Linked DNA regions of Homo sapiens: region 2 is linked to region 1. The links are chromatin contacts, found by Hi-C or POLR2A ChIA-PET in ENCODE. All regions are on one chromosome and are shown on one strand. Each heading gives the region's core, a stretch centred on a gene start or an enhancer-like site at or near the end of the contact. The rest is flanking DNA. Distances are from core to core; before and after follow the strand shown. Region 1 overlaps PARN (poly(A)-specific ribonuclease). Region 2 overlaps BFAR (bifunctional apoptosis regulator).

What was found. A loop is a pair of places that touch in the nucleus more often than their neighbours do. ChIA-PET counts read pairs that join two places held with the same protein, here RNA polymerase II (POLR2A). Pooled maps may share reads with other maps.
Region 2: a pooled map shows a loop between it and region 1 (3-fold over the local background). The contact joins two enhancer-like sites. A Hi-C loop is called at or near these places in 2 of 50 pooled maps. POLR2A ChIA-PET finds 5 or more read pairs at or near these places in 3 of 52 experiments (HCT116 and WTC11).

What each region holds. Positions count from the first base shown.
Region 1 is chr16:14,500,956-14,504,704 of GRCh38, reverse strand. The region is part of intron 21 of PARN (poly(A)-specific ribonuclease); the gene reads left to right. Among named protein-coding and RNA genes, the nearest start is that of LINC03107, 74 kb to the right of the region's middle. RefSeq lists enhancers at 2,839-3,133, 2,859-3,153. Within about 2 kb of position 2,109, at least 32 of the 41 ENCODE cell types and tissues checked have a DNase peak (open chromatin) inside an H3K27ac peak, as active enhancers do.
Region 2 is chr16:14,655,924-14,659,642 of GRCh38, reverse strand. The region is part of intron 5 of BFAR (bifunctional apoptosis regulator); the gene reads right to left. Among named protein-coding and RNA genes, the nearest start is that of BFAR, 25 kb to the right of the region's middle. Within about 2 kb of position 1,407, at least 4 of the 41 ENCODE cell types and tissues checked have a DNase peak (open chromatin) inside an H3K27ac peak, as active enhancers do.

The DNA.
Region 1 (3,749 bases), core at 860-3,359:
TCATGTTACTTTTTCCCAAATAGCTAGCCAGAGAATTTATTGATTATATTTTGTTTGGTTATTATTGCTTTGAAAGCGTATTTTTTCTCCCCTCTCCCTACTTTCTCCCTCACGTAATTTTTATTTATTTTATTTATTTATTTTTTGAGACGGAGTCTTGCTCTGTCACCCAGGCTGGAGTGCAATGGCGCAATCTCTGCTCACTGCAACCTCCGCCTCCTGGGTTCAAGCTATTTTCCTGCCTCAGCCTCCCGAGTAGCTGGGATTACAGGCTCATGCCACCATGCCCGGATAATTTTTTGTATTTTTATTAGAGACAGGGTTTCACCATGTTGGCCAGGCTGATCTCCAACTCCTGACCTCGTGATTCACCCACCTCGGTCGCCAAAAGTGCTGGGATTACAGGTGTGAGCCACCGTGCCGGCCTCCCTCAACCTCACATAATTTTTAATGAATATGAATAGCATAATTATTTAACTATTCTCCTACTATTAAACATTTGTTTGTGTTTTGAAGACATTTTTAATTTAAAAATTTACGTATCCTTGTGCATTAAAAATTAGTCCTCATTTCAGATTGTTTTCATAGGATGATTTCCTAAAAGAGGAATTACTAGGTCAAAGGATATGATCCTCTCTAAGCCCCTTCTCGTTTAGACAGAACACTCACTGACAGTCAGTAGACCTCTCTGCTGAAGAAGGCACACACAAGGACTGTTGATATCATGCCCTTGGTTCACTGCTTCTAAGAACAATTTACCACCATCTGCTAGCAGAGTAGGTGGTCATTACTTTGTATCTTCCTTGACATCAGCTCCTTGCAGCATTGTATGATTGAAACATCTTGAATTTGTATTCCAGTTCTCCTTATACCAGCTGCAAGACTATGGACAAGCCATTCAACAGGGTCTTCAGTTTTCTGTATAAAGTGAGGGTAACAGAGCCTACAGCATTGGCAGCGTGTACTACCTGTGATATAATCTCAGGAAATGATAGCTACCACCCTGAGGCAGGTGACCGTGCTTCTCAAAACCTGCCCAGTCAGTGGTCCAGACCATTTTGGTAGATGCACGGGTGACCACTTCACCTTGGCTAAGAAATACTTGTAGGGCAAATGAGGGCCAGAACCTGAATTTATAGGACAGGATTCCCACCTTTCTGTTGTGTCCACAGGTAGGTAGGGAAAAGAGCAGTATCATAATCCCTTTCAAACAGGAAATTTATTTGAACACCTTCTCAGCTTAGGCTGCCCTCATCTTTCCTTGCATGACATATTCATGATACGTGCGTTTCTATCACCTTTGCTAAAAGAAATAGATACTGCATTACGCTTTTCTCATATGAGTCAGCTCTTTTCAGAATTGCTTCTAACCACAGAGAACTCCTTACAGCTCTCTGAGTGTTGTTTGTGCACCTAGAATACAAATTGACATGTATAAACTACCCTCATGTGGACATTACATTCACCTCCTTGCTGCCAAGAAGAGAAGGTGGAAGTCTCTTTTCCTTTCTGGTGTTCTCATTCCCCAGAAAGGAGAATCCATTCAGCTAGTATCAGTGCCTCTGTGGGGGGAGGTTCTTCTCAAACAACACCAAAGCAGCGTGGATAGGAGCACTCAGGGGCGCAGCGGGGTGAGGGGGGCAGAAGGTGAAATATCTCTACCGTCTTATGTTTTATTTAAACCATTCTCACAATTTAAAAAAATGCTATTCTGCAATATGTCCATTTTACTTTAATATTAATTTGTTTTAAATTGCCAGATTAATTATTTAATTTTTCCTCCCTGATCTCTGGTAAAATCCATGCCCTAAGAAGTTAAGCCGTGGTTCTTCAGTGGCTTGTAGTAATTGCAAGCCCAGGGCTGTTCGGAAGCAGAGAGAAGTAGCTGTATTAGCTGTTCTCTCCTGAAGAAATATCACTGGAGGTATAGAATAGCTAAAACACCTTCCTTGTCTTCAGAGAACTAGCTTGGGTACATGTGACCAGAGGACAGGCACAGAGGCTTAGATCGTATATTTGCTAGGTACCAAGTAGAGTTACATCATAACATTTTGAAACTTGTGTGAATTCAAATGTACTTGATGTGGCTAATTATTTTTTAGGGTGTGAGACTGGTTTTGCTTGTCACTTCACTCAGCAAAAGTATTTATCCTTATCCCAGTGAGTTGGAGATGAAATGGGAGATGTAGATTCTGCCCCTTCCTTGTGAATATCAACTTTCACACTCTTCTTGTAGCAAGCTTCCTGCTGGTTATAAACCATGTGTGTTCACACATGTGTGTACATGTGTGTTTAATAACATGGTGCTCACATGCAAGCCATCGTCTTCCTCTGATGTCCTAGAGGAGAAACAGTAGTGTGTTCTGACCCTGGAGGAAAAACCAGCTGTGTTGGCTTCACTGAGAGACGCATGTTCTCCAGTGTGAAGAAAGAAGTTTCAAGGGTAATTTTAACTAAAGGCAAAGTTCAGCTTTAGCGTCCCCACCCCTTGCCCCATGCGTGAATACTCTGTTGTGACTCCAGTCTTAGATGCTTTCCCTGAAGCCAACTGTGGAAAGCATCTCAGTTCAAAGATAAGAAAACAGTTGCCCAGAGAGGCATGTGGCCTTCCAGTAGTAGAGCTGTCTACCCCAGAGTGTACACACTCATTCCATTGTGCCTTCTGCTCATATGATGTTTGTTAACTCTTTTAAATCCTGAACCAGTCAAAACCACATTTTTTAAAAATAATCTAAACAGCATTTAGCTAAGGCCTCTAGAGAGCTGAGTGCAAGGTGTGCCTGTGCTCTTTCCAGAAACGGCAGTGATTTATGCCTGCACTCTGGCTTGAGTTGTGACAGAACAGGCTCCAATGGGTGTGTGTTTAGTGCCTTGTCTGTGATTTTCAGGATACATTCAGGTAGCTGCTTCCTAATGCATTCCCCAAAGAGTGTGCTTGTGGGCAGAGCATGTGCTGGGGAGGAGGGCCAGCTGTGAGCGGGGGAACAGATGACTCAGCATTCCAGCGGGCTGCCTGCCCAGGAACTCTCACCATGATGGCTTTAATAACATGGTGGCACATTGCCTGGTAACCTGAGGGTTGGTGGGGTTTGTTTCTACCTACTTTACCGAAAAGCCCTCTATCAGCTGTTGGCCAACCACATCAGGGTGGGGTAAGATATAAACTTGGCTCTGCAAGCTGACTTTCTTTTCTATTTTTCATGCCTCTGCCTACATTTTAACATTCATTCTCTTTTTCTTTCTGTTTTTTTTTTTTTTTTTTTTTTTTTGGACAGTCTTGCTTTGTCCCAGGCTGGAGTGCAGTGGCGCAATCAAGTGATCCTCCCACCTCAGCGTCCCAAGTAGCTGGGACTATAGGCGCACACCACCACTCCAGACTAATTATTATTATTATTATTATTATTATTATTGTTTTTTTGTTTGTTTTTTGTTTTTTTTTGTAAAGATGGGGTTTTACTGTTTTGCCCAGGCTGGTCTCTAACTCCTGGGCAGGCTCAAATAATCCAAAAGTGTTAAGATACAGACGTGAGCCACTGCACCCAACCTGCTCGCTTTTCTCTTCTCATTTATATACTATGTAAAGGTGGAAGCTGGATAGTTGACTTCCATATCATGTCCTCAAGGGAATTAGTTACTGAACAGATGGTCTTTTTTATATTAGTTAAAATTATTTTGTTTGCAATTCAGACCTCTGGACTATTTCCCTGGGTGCCTCATAGCAGAAGAATCTGTAGCCATGGACCTCCTTG
Region 2 (3,719 bases), core at 158-2,657, 160 kb before region 1:
GGAGGCGGAGCTTGCAGTGAGTGGAGATTGCGCCACTGCACTCCAGCCTGGGCGACAGAGTGAGACTCCATCTCAAAAAAAAAAGAAGTATACTATAGAGGCCGGACATGGTGGCTCACGCCTGTAATCCCAGCACTTTGGGAGGCTGATGCAGGCAGATTGCCTGAGGTCAGGAGTTCGAGACCAGCCTGACCAACATGGTGAAACCCTGTCTCGACTAAAAATACAAAAAAAATTAGCCGGTGTGGTGGTGGGCACCTGTAGTCCCAGCTACTTGGGAGGCTGAGGCAGGAGAATCGCTTGAACCTGGGAGGTGGAGGTTGCAGTGAGCCAAGATCATGCCACTGCACTCCATCCTGGAGGCAGAGCGAGACTCTGTTTCAAAAAAAAACAAAAAACAAAAAAAAACAAAAAAAACCAAATTGCATACTACAGGCTGGGCATGGTGGCTCACGCCTATAATCCCAGCACTTTGGGAGGCTGAGGCGGGTGGATCACCTGAGGTCAGCAGTTTGAGATCAGCCTGGCCAACACGGTGAAACCCCGTCCCTACTAAAAATACAAAAAATTAGCTTGGCATGGAGGCGCACACCTGTAGTCCCAGCTACTCAGGAGGCTGAGGCAGGGGAATCGCTCGAACCTGGGAGGTGGAGTTTGCAGTGAGCTGAGATCGCGCCATTGCACTCCAGCCTGGATGACAAGAGCAAAACTCCATCTCAGAAAAAAAAAAAAAATCATAATTACTATTAATTGGTGGAGGGGTGTACAATGGTGATATTGTAATTTTGTCTTTTGAAAAGTCCTTACTTTTCAAGCAGGACATGGTAGTGATACAGGAGTGAAGAAGAAGTTACTTAGGCAGATAGTGAGGGTAAGGGAGCCCTCATTAAGGTTTTCCTTTTTTTTTTTTCAGATGGAGTCTCGGTCTGCCACCCAGGCTGGAGTGCAGTGGCACAATCTTGGCTCACTGCAAGCTCCGTCTCCCGGGTTCACGCCACTCTCCTGCCTCAGCCTCCCCAGTAGCTGGGACTACAGGCGCCCACCACCACGCCCAGCTAATTTTTTTTTGTATTTTAGTAGAGATGGGGTTTCACTGTGTTAGCCAGGATGGAGGTTTTCCTTTTAATGAAAAGCAGCCTCAAATCATTTTCCTTTCTAACAAACAGCAGCCTGTAAAATGGAACTGCAGACACAGATGCTGGCAGTTATGTCAATCATGTTCAAGACAGAAGCTCCATCTTCCCTTCTCTTTGTCAGCCACATGTACAGTACAGTAAGGAGCAGACAAGATAGCACCAGCCAAGGGGACAGAAAGTTCCTTTGCATAATAAGATTAGGGTGGGGTGACCACCCTTCCTGTGCACTGTGGAAACATCATACCTGATCGAACCAATCTGTGAGCCCTATGTAAATCAGACACCGCCTCCTCAAAACTGACTAAAAAATCCAGCACATCTGCTGCCTGCCAGTCTTTTCCTCTTGGAAGTCCCCTCTCTCTTGCTAGAGACAGAGCTGTTTTCCTTTCTCTTACTTTTGCCTATTAAACCTCTGCTCAACTCTTGTGTGTCTGTGTCCTAAATTTTCCTGGTGCAAGATGACAAACCCCAGTTCCCCAGGCAATGTAGCTGCTTCAGTAGCCTGTGCCTGTAGCCCCAGCTACTTGGGAGGTTGAGGTGGGAGGATTACTTGACCAGGAATTTGAGACCAGCCTGGGCAACATGGTGAGACTCCATTTCAAAAAAAAATTTTTTTTTAAGAGATTAATGCTGAAATATTTACCTATGAAAAATATGGCAGCTTGGCTGGGCGCAGTGGCTCACGCCTGTAATCCCAGCACTTTGGGGAGGCTGAGGCGGGCAGATCACCTGAGGTCAGGAGTTCAAGACTAGCCTGGCCAATATGGCAAAACTCCGCCTCTACTAAAAATACAAAATTAGCTGGGCATGGTGGCACCTGCATGTATTCCTAGCTACTCTGGAGGGTGAGATATGAGAATTGCTTGAACCTGGAAGGCAGAGGTTGTAGTGAGCTAAGGTCGCACCACTGCACTCCAGTCTGGGAAACAGTGAGACTCTGTCTCAAAAAAACAAAAACAGGTCAGGCGCGGTGGCTCACACCTGTAATCCCAGCACTTTGGGAGGCCGAGGCAGGCGGATCACAAGGTCAGGAGATCCAGACTACCCTGGTTAACATGGTGAAAGCTCGTCTCTACCAAAAAATAAAAAAATTAGCCGGGCACGGTGGTGGGCGCCTGTAGTCCCAGCTACTTGGGAGGCTGAGGCAGGAGAATGGCGTGAACCCAGTAGGCAGAGCTTGCAGTGAGCTGAGATCGCGCCACTGCACTCCAGCCTGGGCGACAGAGCGAGACACCCTCTCAAAAAACAAAACAAAACAAAACAAAAACAAAAACCAAATAACACAAAAAATAACAAACATTCTATTTCAGGAGCTCCACGCACATTCTTTACAATATTTGAAACTAGTTATTAAAGTAATACACGCACATATTACAGAAGCATTTTTTATTTCTTTCTTCATTTGAGACAGTGTCTCACTCTGTCACCCAGGCTGGAGTGCAGTGGCACCATCTCAGCTCACTGCAACCTCCACCTCCTTAGTTCAAGCAATTCTCCTGCCGTAGCCTCCTGAGTAGCTGGGATTATAGGCATGCACCACCACACCTGGCTAATTTTTGTGTTTTTAGTAGAGATGGGGTTTCACCATGTTGGTCAGGCTGGTCTGGAACTCCTGGCCTCAAGTGATCAGCCTGCCTCGGCCTCCCAAAGTGCTGGGATTACAGGACTTTGTTCCTTATGGATTACAGGACTTTGTTCCTTATTAACACAAAGTCTTTGTCTCCTTTTCCGGTGGCTGCCTACATGGGTGTGCCTTGTTTATTCAACTTGTTCCTAATGAGGGGCACTTAGGTTGTTTTCTACTCCCTGCAATTACCAACAATGCTGCCGTGAATAACTTGTTTAACAACTTTCCGTTAATCAAACATTGGAGTCTCACAATGACCCTCTAAGGTTATTTACCCAGGAGGAAACAGGCAAGGAGAGGTGCAGGTACTTGCTGGTGTTCCAACAGGTGGTGTGTCTTGGAGGAGCTGGCCCAGGCAGGCTAGTGCCAGGGCCTTTTTTTTTTTTTCTGAAACAGGGTCTCAACTCTCTTGCCCAGGCTGGAGTGCAGTGGTTCGATCATGGTTTAGCGCAGCCTCAGCCTCGCAAATGGCTGGCATCACCACACTCAACTAATTTTTTTTGTGTCTGTACTTTTTGTAGAGATGGGGTCTTGCCATGTTACCCAGGCTAGTCTTGAACTCCTGAGCTAAGCAATCCTCCCACCTCAGCCTTCCAAAGTACTAGCATTATAGTTGTGAACCACCATGCCCAGCCCACAGCGTTACTCTTTTTGTTTCTGTTCTTTGCTTTTTTTTTTGGGACGGAGTCTTGCTCTGTCCCCTAGGCTGCCATGCAGCGGTGTGATCTCGGCTACCGCAGCCTCAACCTCCCAGGTTCAAGCATTTCTCCTGCCTCCAAGTAAATGGACCTACAGGAGTGTGCCACCACTCCCAGCTAATTTTTGTGATTTTAGTAGAGACGGGGTTTCACCACGTTGGCCAGGCTGGTCTCAAACTGCTGACCTCAGGTCATCCCCCCGCCTCGGCCTCCCAAAGTGCTGGGATTACAGTTGTGAGCCACGGTGACCAGCCCAGA